Regions from separate parts of the Homo sapiens genome. Here region 2 is linked to region 1. The links are chromatin contacts, found by Hi-C or POLR2A ChIA-PET in ENCODE. All regions are on one chromosome and are shown on one strand. Each heading gives the region's core, a stretch centred on a gene start or an enhancer-like site at or near the end of the contact. The rest is flanking DNA. Distances are from core to core; before and after follow the strand shown.

The links. Hi-C counts contacts between places; a loop is a spot of excess contacts on that map. ChIA-PET counts read pairs that join two places held with the same protein, here RNA polymerase II (POLR2A). Pooled maps may share reads with other maps.
Region 2: a pooled map shows a loop between it and region 1 (2.1-fold over the local background). The contact joins two enhancer-like sites. A Hi-C loop is called at or near these places in 2 of 50 pooled maps. POLR2A ChIA-PET finds 5 or more read pairs at or near these places in 3 of 52 experiments (activated CD8-positive, alpha-beta T cell, activated naive CD8-positive, alpha-beta T cell and naive thymus-derived CD8-positive, alpha-beta T cell).

What each region holds. Positions count from the first base shown.
Region 1 is chr22:23,911,024-23,917,706 of GRCh38, forward strand. No RefSeq gene overlaps it. Among named protein-coding and RNA genes, the nearest start is that of MIF-AS1, 15 kb to the left of the region's middle. Within about 2 kb of position 3,033, at least 37 of the 41 ENCODE cell types and tissues checked have a DNase peak (open chromatin) inside an H3K27ac peak, as active enhancers do.
Region 2 is chr22:24,049,582-24,055,630 of GRCh38, forward strand. It overlaps CABIN1 (calcineurin binding protein 1), which reads left to right. Exons shown (of 37, transcript NM_012295.4): 8 at 1,244-1,393; 9 at 5,292-5,578. Among named protein-coding and RNA genes, the nearest start is that of CABIN1, 41 kb to the left of the region's middle. Within about 2 kb of position 4,415, at least 3 of the 41 ENCODE cell types and tissues checked have a DNase peak (open chromatin) inside an H3K27ac peak, as active enhancers do.

The sequences.
Region 1 (6,683 bases), core at 1,783-4,282:
ACCACAACAGGCTGCCTCCAGTCTCTTCTCTCACCAGTGGCCCCCAAAGCCACGTGAGTTGGGCTTTCTGACCACACTTTATTGCATTTGCAGACCCTACATGCTTTAAACACACTTTTAGTATCTCACTGGGTCTCTAACAACCCCAGGAGTGGGCAGGGCAATAATTATTTCACAGTTGACAAAGCAGCTTCACGAAAACATTGGGAGCTCAATAACTTCCCTATTGGGATGCACCCCCAGGAGCTGTTCAGTTAATGTCATAGCAGGTTCAGGGAATGGGCTTAAACCCCAAGATATCCTACACCATTTTGTACACAGCAGGTTCTGTAGGGAGAAAACCAACAAGGTCTTCCCGGAGGGAATGGGCTTAAACCACAAGATATCCTATACCATTTTGTAAGCCTCCCTGTGATCATTTCCCATCCAAGTACTAACCAGGCCAGACCCTGCTTAGCTTCTGAGATCAGACGAGATTGGGCGTGTTCAGGGTGGTATGTGAAAGATTCTCCCCGGGGCCTGAAAGTTTGGGGGGATGAATAACTCCTCCCTTCTCAGGCCCAGTCCCAAGGCACAAGACCACTTGTGCTAGCAGCGTGTGTCAGCAAGATAGCAGAAGCAGGAAGAGAGCTGGCCAGGAGACACGTACCCCTGAAGATCAAGAGAGAGGCCATCTGGGTACCATGTAGCAGTTACATCAGACTGGGACACTTCCTGTTTACAGGAGACTATAAAACCCCTGCCCCGTCCTCACCTGGGGCTGACGCCATTTTAGGCCTCAGCCCATCTGCACCCAGGTGCTCATTAAAACAGCGTGTTGCTCCACACTGCCTTGTGTTCTTTGCTGGCAAGCTCTCGGGGTTCGAACCAACACAAGAGCCTTACAGTATGGCCGCAGATGTCTCCCAACATTTCACAGAACCTGGTCAGAATAAAACATTCCATGGGGGTTCAGGTCATAAAAAAATACTGCCTAACCACCTAACCACAGGAACATCTCTATTACATCCTGCTGGATGAAGGGCCCAAGGAACATCTTCAACATCCTGCAGGGGAGCAAGCTATACTGCCCCTTCTCCCCCGGTCCAGACCCATAACTGACAGAGCAGGAGCACTGCCATCTTGAACAAATACCACCATTCTAAGTTCCCCCTTCATTAAAAGCCGCCTAAATCCAGCCCCAAAACATCAGCCTAATGGCTAATGTCAGCATAACCAGAAATATTCCAACCCTAAGATAAACCCCTCTGACCAGAAACATGCCAACCCCGAGACAGCCTCCCTTCCGACCAGAGACATTCCAACCCCGCAATAAACTTTCCCTCACACAGAAACATTCGGAACCTACGATAAGACCCCTTCCAAAACCCTTAAATATCCTTAGTCTGTAACAGAAGTTAGTCTGAGCTAACTCGGCCAGAAGCCCCTCTCAAGTTTATTTTCTAAAATAAACCTGTCCTTGTTGACTGCCCAGCCACCCTTCGTGTTGCTTTCCTCTTCCTTATAGTAAATGTCCCAGTCTGTAAGTGGGACTCGTGCTCTGAGACTAAGCTGGTCCCCCCTCCACAGGTTTGTGCTGGCAATAAACCTGTGTTGCTGTTAAGCTGCCAACTCTTTAACCCTCACCTTCCCTTCAAAACCTAACAAAGATGAATGAGGCATGAACATGAAGACAGAGGGTCAAACCCAAAGAGCAGATTCCGTGAGAAGTCTCCCTATTGACAAGGGTTACTAAGGATGGGGTCTTCTCTGGACCCCCTAGTCTTAGACTTAGTCCACCACATCCAGAAGCCCTTGAAATAAGATTGCAGTGCTTCTGGCATAGCCAAAGACATAGACTTCTCTAAAAATCAGTGCCTAGCTCTCCCCAGGCTGGGCCCTAATTTTTAGTCCAAGCTGTATTATTTTGTAAATCTTCCTGCCATTTCATAGACCCTGGTCACAGTGAAACATTCTGCAGGGGTTTGGGCTGTAAGTAACATCCTCCCCAACTGTCTGACTTCTTTATCACATCTTGTTGGGACAAAGGTTTAAGAAATATTTTTATTAACATCCTCTTGGGCAGTAAGTCCTACCATTCCAGACCCCTCATCCAGGCCTATAATGATTCCAGCCTGTAAGTGCTAGTGGGGCTTTGGCATTAAGTTGGTCCCCACCTCTGTAGGTTGTGTTAATAAACCTGTGTTGTAGAGTGGTCAACTCTCTTGTCTTTAACCCTCGTCTTTTTTCAAAAACCTAACACTCATGTGTCCTCTCCCTCACCTTCTCCTGGCATCCCTTGCCACTGTCCCTCTGTCCCTCTTTCCCCTCCTTAACCCAAAGGGAAATCTCTCCCAAAGGTAAAAGTCTCCCAGGGGTTAAGAGGGAGCTTGAGGCACCAGAAAGAGCTATAGTCACAGCCACCTGTGAAAGCCATCTCTGAGGTCCCTTCCTGTCACAACAGCTGGGCTCCTGACTCAGACCAAGACAGCTTTTGTTTCTTTTCCTTTCTAGCCCCCCACTTCCCACCCACCTTTCTGCTTTCTCATATGGGCTCATTATGGTTTATAGGGCTGGGGAACGTTGCCTCTTCTGCCCTCCATTTCTCCCATCTCCCTTCTTTCCCCTCCACTTTTTCTGAGTCCACTTCTCTTCCCTTCTTCTTCCTTCCCTCTGGGACGCTGCACAGTTCCTTCCACCCGGCACGGCCTGGGACTCTAGACTCCCTCTGAAGGCACGGAAGTATTTCCTTCCCTCCCTCCGACCCGATCTTTCTGCCCTTGATTCAAAACAATCTGAGGTCCCTAGGCCCTTCCCTTTCCGCCTCTGCGCTCCCCATGGGGTCCGGTGTAGTTTTCCCGCCCCTTCCCTGCAGCTCCCGAGACCACCCGGACACAACGGAGCCATCCAGCGCCCTCAGAGGCCCTGGGCACACGGGCAGATGGTCACCGCCTCCTAAGGGAGCAGCGCGCGCCCGTTGCTCGCTGCCCGTTGGTTGTTGCTGGTAGCTCCGGAGGGCGGGGTTGGCGAGGAAAGTGAGTCCGTATGTCCCCAGCATGCTCCGCGCGGGGGCGGGGCTCTAAGGGGGCAGGCGAAGGCGGAACTGGCGTGGTCAAACCAACCTATCAGCCTCCAGCATGCTCCGTGTGGGAGCGGGGTTCCCGGGGGCGGGGCTTGGTTTGTGTGCCCTTCCGGCGTTTCGCCCCTGCGTTCTCTGAGATGCTCCCACGCAGATGTATGGGCCTAATTCGCTAATATCCACTCTATATCCTGTTCCATCCTCTTGTAATGGGCGTTTGGAGTGTTGCCAATTTTTTGCTGTTATAATGATTGTAATAGCATATTAAAAAACTTGAACATAGTTTGATTGTAATAACATTAAATATAGCATCTTAAACATACAGTTTGAGCGTGCCAACCTGATGGGTGTGGAATGTAATATTCATTATAACTTTGATTTTCATTTCCCTACTTTGAGTAAGTTTGAACTTCTCTTTATGTAATTATTGACTACTCTGTTTTCATGTTCTGAGAATTGCCTGTTTGTATTTTATGCCCATTTTTCTATTGGGTTGTGGTTTTTATTGATTGGTAGTTCTTTATAATTTTATGGATACCAGTCTTTTACTAGTTCAGCGCATTAATTGCAAATATTTGCTCCCACTCTGTGGCTTGCTTCCTTTCCACCCCTAATTCCTAGGGTGTCTTTTTGAAGCACAAATCTAAAATTGTAACACAGGCGACTATCAATCTTTTCCTCTATGATTTGAGCATTTTGTGTTTTGCTTAAAAACTCAGCCCTTGTCCCAAGGTCATAGAGATATTCTCCCGTATTTTCTACTGATCCATCCCCCATATTTAGGTCTTTGGTCCATCTGTATTAATGTTTATGTGTAATATGAGATAGGGATCCTACTTTATCTGTATTGTGTTAACCAAAAAATGACTGAGACAGGTGTCTCAATCAATAAAGGTTAATTTAGCCAAAGTTTGAGGACATGCCTGGGAAAAACACAAGTCTCAGTTCCTAATATTAACCGCTTGCATTTAGTAGAAATGACCTTCAAGGTTCTCTGTAGCAGAGATGTGGTTGAAAAAGGAAAGGAAGACATAGGGTTTGTAGATGGCCATAGCTTCACGGAAGAGCGAAAGAAGGGCAGGATATGTGGTTCTCTCCCTATGGAAAACCATAGAGGCCAAAAGCTTCCCTGCCCAAACTTCAGCCCCAAAGACTCAGATAATAGCCTTAACCAGAGCCCTGGCATGAAGAAAGGACAAGGCCTTGACTGTTTATACAGACTTGAGATATGTGCTCACTGTGATCCATGCCCATGGTGCAATCGGGTACGAAAGGGGACTTCTGAATGCCAATAACAAATAAATCAAATATGAAACATAAATATTGGCACTACTGCACAGTGGAAATGACTAGACAGATTGTGGGGGTCATCTAATGGGGGACTTTGAACTAATGAAGGGGAGCAACCTGGCACACACAGGGAGGGAAAGTCCCTGCTTCCTTCAGTACCTCTTTATGAATATAAACCAATAAACCAAGACACTCCCCTGGGGAATTACAGGAAGCCATGCGAGAGGGAGAGCATCAGAGTTCCCTCTCAGAGGGATGGGCCCTAAATAAGAGAGGCAGGATTTGGGTGCCCAGAAATCTGAGTTGGGCTATTATAAAGCCTGCCCATGATCTCTCAATCTATGGCAAGAAGACTATGCACACCTAGCTCCTCAGGATAATAAGGACCCCAAAAGCAAAGAAAATGATGGATAAAGTGGCTGACCAATGTGTCTATTGTCAGAGAAACAATGCTCAAAACAGACCTCCCATATCTCCCTTGGCCAAGGTGGTACAATTCAGGGGAACCATGTGAGGGGAGGACTAGCAAATTGACTCCAGTGTTATGCCTATGTCTTCTAGAGGATTTAAATATCTCCTGGTGCTTTTCTGATGCCTTTGCTGGTTGGATAGAGGCTTTTCCATGCTGGACTGAAAAGGCAGAAGCCATGAAGTCTTTACTAAAGGAATTTATCCCTCCATTCAGTCTCCCTAAGTCAGTCCAGAGTGCTAATGGACCCGCATTCATTTCTAACATAGTAGTAAAAACTTCCCAGGCCTTGGTCATACAGTGGAAGTGGCATGTAGCCTGGAGACCAAACTCCTTGGGAAAGACTGAAAGGTCCCATAGAACTCTCAAAGGTATCCTAGCCAAGTTATGCCAGGAGGCCCAAGATAATTGGTTAAAGCTGTTACCCATAGCCTTGGTCCAAGTATGGGTAGCACTCAGAGAAAGAATGAGACTTAGCTCCTTTGAAATGCTATATGGGGCTGGGCACAGTGGCTCATGCCTGTAATCCCAGCACTTTGGGTGGCTGAGGCAGGTGGATCACTTGAGGTCAGGAGTTTGAGACCAGCCTGGCCACATGGTGAAACACCATGTCTACTAAAAATACAAAAAATTAGCCGGGTGTGGCAGCATGTGCCTGTAATCCCAGCTACTCAGCAGGCTAAAGCATGAGAATCGCTTGAACCTGGGAGGCAGGGGTTGCAGTGAGCCGAGATCACGCCACTGCACTCCAGCCTGGGCGACAGAGCAAGACTCTGTCTCAAAAAAAAAAAAGAGAAAGAAATATTATATGGGGCCGGGTATGGTGACTCACACCTGTATTCCCAGCACTTTGAGAGGCCCACTGGTGAAGAGGATCACTTAAGCCCAGGAGATCGAGACCAGCCTGGGCAACAGAACAAGACTCTGTCTCAAAAAAGGAAAAAAGAAAGAAAGGAAAGGGAAGGGAAGGGGAGGGGAGGGAAGGCGAGGGGAGGGAAGGTAAGATTATATGGGGCCGGGCGTGGTGACTCACACCTGTATTCCCAGCACTTTGAGAGGCCCACCCGTGAAGAGGATCACTTAAGCCCAGGAGTTCGAGACCAGCCTGAGCAACATAGTGAGACTTCCTCCCTATTTAAAAAATAATAATAAAAACCAGGCGTGGTGGTGCGCACCTGTAATCTCAGCTACTTGAGAGGCTGAAGGAGGAACACTGCTTGAATTCAGGGAGGTCAAGGCTGCAGTGAGCTGTGATGACGCCACTGCACTCCAGCCTGGACAACAGACCCAGTCTCCAAAAAAAAAAAGAAATGTTAATATGTAAGGCCTTATCCAGGCGTGGCCAGCCCCTTCTCTTGCCCAGATGAGGAGATAGAAAGGGTGATGAAGCATATTATGTTATTCATCTGGAGTCATTTGTTGCTATTCTCAACCACCTCAGCAACCCCAGCCTCCTGGTCCCCTCTGGGGTAAAACTTCATCTGTACAACCCAGGAGACTGGGTATACCTCAGGACCCAGAAGGCTGAGTACTCCCAGGACCAGCTCAGCCCGCTATGGATGGGGCCCAACCTAACACTTTTAACCACTCATTCTTCTCTTAAACTCCAAGAAGTAACCCCTTGGATCCATCACTCAAGAGTGAAGAGGCCAGGCATGGTGGCTCACGCCTGTAATCCCAGCACTTTGGGAGGCAGATGGGGGAGGATCACTTGAGGCCAGGAATTTAAGACCAGCCTGGGCAACATGGTGAGACCTTGTCTCTACAAAAAGTAAAAGAATTAGCCAGGCACCGCTAATTGGTGGTGCACGGAGGCTGGGGCGGGAAGATCCCATGAGCTTAGGCGTTTGAGGCTGCAGTGAGCTA
Region 2 (6,049 bases), core at 3,165-5,664, 140 kb after region 1:
CCAAACATGCCTCTGATCATGTGCCACCCCTGCCTTGCCTCCAGGACATAGCCCATGCTCAGTTGCATTACCAAAGAGGTTCTTTGCAGCCTGACCCCATAGTTCTCCCACGTCACCTCCTGCTTTTCCCTCCCAGGCTCCTTTTGTTAAGACTGCCCCAAGTCCCTTGCAGTTTCCAGGCGTGGTACCATTGTGTGGCATCCTGTCTTCTCAACCTGGCTCCCACTATGCTCTAAACTCTCATGCCATCTTCCCACCTCTCCACCTGTCCCGCCATTGCCCCTCCTTTGCCAGGTGTCTTCCCACAGACACACTTCTGAGGTGACCCAAGAATACCTGCCCCTCCTGCCCAGACTGTCCTGATGCCTGCCAGCAGGGCCACACCTCAGAGCTGCTCACTTACAAACTTATCTGTTTCTCAGGTCACCTCTCTGTTGCTTTCTGAGCTCTAGCTGCCCTTCCCCACAGCCCTCCAGCCCAGCCAACTCCTTTTGCCCTCTGGTCTTCCTTGGCCCTGGAACACACCTGTAGGGGTTGATTAGTAGTGATTTATCTTGGCGTCTATCCCCTGTGAGCCTGTCCCTCTCCTGAAGGAACTACCTGTTGGCAGAGATAGGAACTGAGGGAACATCTGTCATGAGGGAGCTAACCTTGAGGGAGACAGATAAGAAGCACATGAAACAGATAAATTCATGAGTAGCTCTGAGGTGTAACCCTGCTGGGAAGCACCAGGACAGTCTGGGCAGGAGGGCAGGTGAGGTTAGGTCGCCTCAGAAGTGTGTCTGTGAGAGGACACGTAGGGCCTCCAAGCCCCTGCCCTTTCTGTATTTTTGGGTCGTGATACACTTTGGTGAGCTTCACTTTTCCGATGACTTTTTGTTGGCATGGGCAGTATAGGATAGTTACATTCTTTTAAGATTTTCTAATAATAATTGAGAGAAAGATTTTATTTTTCTGTGGCTTTTCAGATATTATTGTGATAGTGTTAATACATATGAAAACTCTTTCTCTGCCCAGTTTTGAATTGTCAAAGGAACAAAGAATATTAGTCATTTCTAGTGTATGTGGGTATTAAGAAGGCTATTTACTGCCCTACCCAGGCCAGACTGAAGTGGTTATTTTATTTATAGGAAGAAAAATACACATTAAAAGGTATTAACCTAAATGCATTTTTGTGTGTAAAATTTCAGCCTCAGTTTTAGTTTGTAACATGATAATTTCTCCCTGTCTCACATGCTTTTAGTGACATGTCGATTCACGATGTTTCGGTGAGTGCAGCTGAGACACAGGCGATTGTAGATGAGGCCTTGGGGCTGCGAAAAAAGAGGCAAGCGCTGATTGTGCGGGAGAAGGAGCCGGACCTGAAACTTGTGCAGCCCATTCCTTTCTTCACGTAGGTTGTCTAGCGTCTCTGGGAGTGCTGGGTCGGCCAGTAGGCCCTGTTGTGGGATGCTGCCCTGCACAGGAGGGAGAGACCTTGAGGCTTGATCCTGGGTTGGTGGTATGAATGGGGGCTGGGTGCACAGTGGCCAAATGGTTGGAGGTGCATGCTTACTTGATTACTAAGAAGCAGGTCAGCTCTCTCTCAAGTACCTCCAGTCTCAGTCCCTTTTTGCTGTTGCTGTTCTTGACCCCAGCCACCTGCCACATTCCTGTAAGGCCCTTCTCAGCCTGCCCTATCTAGAGGGCGAATGGAAACTAACATTTGCCAAGCACTTGCCAGGAGGAAACTGATGTTCAGAGTACTTAAATGGGGAGCCCAGAGACAGTCCCGGGTCTGGGCTTCTCCGCTCTCAAGTCCATGTTTTCTCTCTAGGGCCACGTGGGGAGCCCTGCGAGATGGGCCTCAATATAGTCCTTGCCAGCCCCATGATGTGAGAGTCTCTCTCTCTCCAGGAAGGGCAAATTGGTATCGGCGGTTCCCTGGAGTTGGGATAGTTTAGTCCCTTAGCGAGCTCTGGAATTCAATTTCTGTATTTAAAATTCTGACATTGAATCTTTAAGTTTAGCATGACTTAGCAGTAGCATTCCATTTCTACTCCCCACCCCCTACCTCCACCCCTGTCTGCCTACTCTGAGGGAGCTCTGGCCTGGATCAGACTGACCTGACCTGGGTCCAATCCTGGCACTCCTAATGCTGTGAATTGGATGACTCTGGGGACATTAGGAGCCACTCCCTAGCAACGGGGAGAGCAACATCTCTCTCATAGGGTTGTCATGATAATGACAAAACATGTAGGGCTAGCACAGAGGCAGCACATAGCACCCACTCAGGAAGGGCTGGCTCTGATCCGTATTATTATGACTGGCTGTGAGTTTCAGCATGTAGAATTTCCCAGAAATATTTCCATACCCGAGCACCGAGATGGCCAGGAAGAAAGGGCTGTTCTTCAGGCTGCTCTAGGACTCCTGTCTGGTGCCCTTTCTTGTATTTTGTCAGCTGGATTAGAGTCCTTCTCCCATCTGAGTGTGTGCTCCCCAACTACAGAGGGTTGGGGTTTTGGAAGGGCCCTGGGGTGCCTCCCTGTTACAGTGAAGGAGGAAAAGGCCTGAGAACACTAGAAGGGATTGTGGTGATGTGACTGGAGAACAGAGGGCTGGGAACTGGTGCCGTGGCCACCCTCCATGGTGTAGGGGGAGGGCTAAGTAGAAGCAGGAGGGAGAAGTAGAAGCAAGAGGGAGTTAGGCTCAGTAGTTAAATTTGGGATTTGGTCATTAAAGGAAGAGTGTAGATTCCCTCTCTGGTAGCAGAGGACATGATGCTTTTATAGTAATCTCCATCTATTCCGGGGGTCAGCAAAACTTTTCCTTTAAAGAGCCAGAGAGTAAACATACTAGCCTTTGTGGGCCATGTACAATTTATGTTGTATATTTTCTTCTTTTTCTTTCTTTTTTTTTTTAAACAATGCTTTAAAAATGTGTAAACTAGCTGGGCATGGTGGCTAACGCCTATAATCCCAGTACTTTGGGAGGCTGAGGCAGGAGGATCACTTGAGTCAAGAGTTCAAGACCAGCCTGGGCAGCATAGTGAGACCTCATATCTACAAAAAATAAACAAAATTAGCCAGATATGGTGGCACACACCTGTAGTTCCAGCTACTTGGGAGGCTGAGGGGGAGGATTGCTTGAGCCGGGGAAGTCAAGGCTACAGTGAGCTGTGATGGCACCACTGCATTCCAGCCTGGGTGACAGAGCAAGACCCCCATCTCAAAAAAAAAAAAAAAATTAAAAAATAAAATTTGCTGCAGGGCACAGTTTACCACCCCTGGTTTCCTCAGTGCCTAGTAGGCATGAGCAAGAGCAAGGCACGAGTAAGGGAAATGGTGTATTTAAGGCATTTGACACAACCCAGCCAGTAAGCAAATTCTTCCTGTCTAAATGTAACACTAACTGAAGGCAGGAAAAAGATAGAAGAAATTCCTTCTAGCCCTGGGAGCCTCCATCATTTAGATTCTGGAATTTGAAGCACTGTCCTTTTTTTTCTTTTTTCTTTTTTCTTTTTTTTTTTTTTTTTGAGACAGAGTCTCACTCTGTCGCCCAGGCTGAAGTGCAGTGGCACAATCTCGGCTCACTGCAAGCTCTGCCTCCTGGGTTCACGCCATTCTTCTGCCTCAGACTCCCAAGTAGCTGAGACTACAGGTGCCCACCACCACGCCCGGCTAATTTTTTTATTTTTAGTAGAGATGGGGTTTCACCGTGTTAGCCAGGATGGTCTCGATCTCCTGACCTTGTGATCTGCCCGCCTCGGCCTCCCAAAGTACTGGGATTACAGGCGTGAGCCACCGCACCCAGCCAGCACTGTCCTTTTTTTCTTGAGACAGGGTCTCACTCTGTTGCCCAGGCTGGAGTGCAGTGGTGCGATCTTGGCTCACTGCAACCTCCACCTCCCAGGTTCAAGCGATTCTCCTGCCTCAGCCTCCCAAGTAATTAGAATTACAGACATGCGCCACCACCCCTGGCTAATTTTTGGTATTTCTAGTAGAAACAGGGTTTCACCATGTTGGTCAGGCAGGTCTCGAACTCCTGACCTTAGGTGATCTACCCGCCTCGGCCTCTCAAAGCGTTGGGAGTACAAGCATGAGTCACCGTGCCCAGCCTGAAGCACTGTTCTTTTATTCCTTTCTCAACACTTCCTGGATGCTGGCTCTGTGCAGGGGACTGTGCTCTGTGCTAGGGGCGCAGTGTGGCAGGGCCTGGTCCCTTGCTACAAGTGATACCAGGGGTAATCAGTCACCCAGAGAAAGCAGCACATGCCTCAAGCTGATGGGGGCTGTGAGGAGAGAAGCGCAGTGCTGGAAGGCCTCTGAACAAGGTTCCTGCTGCTCTAGGGGTTGGGGAAGGCTGGGTGGTGGAGCTGGGGTCTGACTGAGGCACAGGCATTGGCTAGGCAGAGGGCTATGCTGTGGGAGGGGACGTTGCATCTGGGCAGAAGGAAGCCAGCCCAAAGGCCCAGTGGCATGTGAGAGTGTGATTTTGTTTAAGGAACTGAAAGAGAGCTAATGTAGCAGGATTGCAGGGGGTGGTGTGAGAGGAGGCTGTGCAGCACCATGAGGCCAGGCTGAGCAGTTGGTCTTTAGCCTGAGGCATTAGAAGCAATTAAGGGATGGATAAATGGATACATTGTAGCATACCACGCAGCATAGTAGACAACACACAACCTTGAACCCAACACAACACACAACACGGAATGTGAAATACAAAACAATAGACAGCACACAATATAACACACCACACCATACCACAACAAAACACACAACAGTCTCCTGTTGCCATCCAGCAGGCTCCAGCCCATTTGGTAATCCACTGAGGTGCTGCTCCCCATAGGCCCTGCCCATGGTCCAAGTTCTTATAGACCATGTCCCTGTTGGCAGTCCCCCACAGGCTCTCCGCATAAAACAGATTCGTGGCAGCAGGGGAGTTCCACAAGTGTTTTAAAGACTTGACCTTCCTGAGGAGGAGTTTTTGAAGTGAGTCAATGGATTTCATACATACCTACTTGAGTCTGAAAGTGCCTCAGGCCAAGATGCTTATGGGGCTTCTGCTGCAGTGAGGGGCAGGTGGATGCCAGGTCCCTGGTCCAGCTTTGGCTGCCGCATCTTCAGTTCAGCTGTGTTAGACAAGATTTCATCAGTTGTGCCAGTGATGAAACCTTGATCACCTCCCCCACCCCCATGGACATGGCAGCTCCAGGAGCAGCTCTGCCGCCTCTGTGCAGGCAGGCCATTTTCCACTATGCTTGGAGTATTCCTCTGACAGGGTGGTGATCAGGTGTTGTGGCCCTCTCCCTTTAGCTGGAAGTGCCTCGGAGAGAGCTTGCTGGCCATGTACAATCATCTCACCACCTGTGAGCCCCCACGTCCCAGCCTTGGCAAAAGGATTGATTTGTCGGACTACCAGGACCCCAGCCAGCCTCTTGAGTCCTCCATGGTGGTGACGCCAGTTAACGTGATCCAGCCAAGCACTGTCAGCACCAACCCAGCTGTGGCTGTCGCCGAGCCTGTGGTCTCCTACACCTCTGTGGCTACAACCAGCTTCCCACTGCACAGTCCTGGTCTGTTGGAGACAGGCGCTCCTGTGGGTAAGCAGGCCCCCTGAATTTGGCTTCCGGGGAGACCCCGTTCACTGAGCCCAGCAGGAATGAGACTGCTGGGGAGCCCTGCCTCCCTAGACAGAAGGGTCATGCTGATGCTCATGACTCAAGTGGAAGTGGGAGCCCCCAGCCCTAGAGGAGCCTCTCAGCCTGCTCACAGTGCCACTGCCCGTCAGGGCCATTTCAGCTCTGAAGCCCTGCAGCTAGGAGGACGGGGGATCAGGGATGCAGCTCCTGGTCCTTGACAGTTCCCCCAGGACCATTTAGTGCCTGGCAGCCACATTCTGGCACGAAGGTTGCTCTTAACCACTTGTAATGTGGAAGCTGGCAGAGGTCCCCTCTTCTGGTCCTGCTCTCTTGCTGACTGTGTACATCCTGAGTTCTTTGATCTTAGAAAACAGTCAGCAAAGTTACCAACCACCATATGTTTTATTGATTTTTATTATTGCTAGAGTTGTC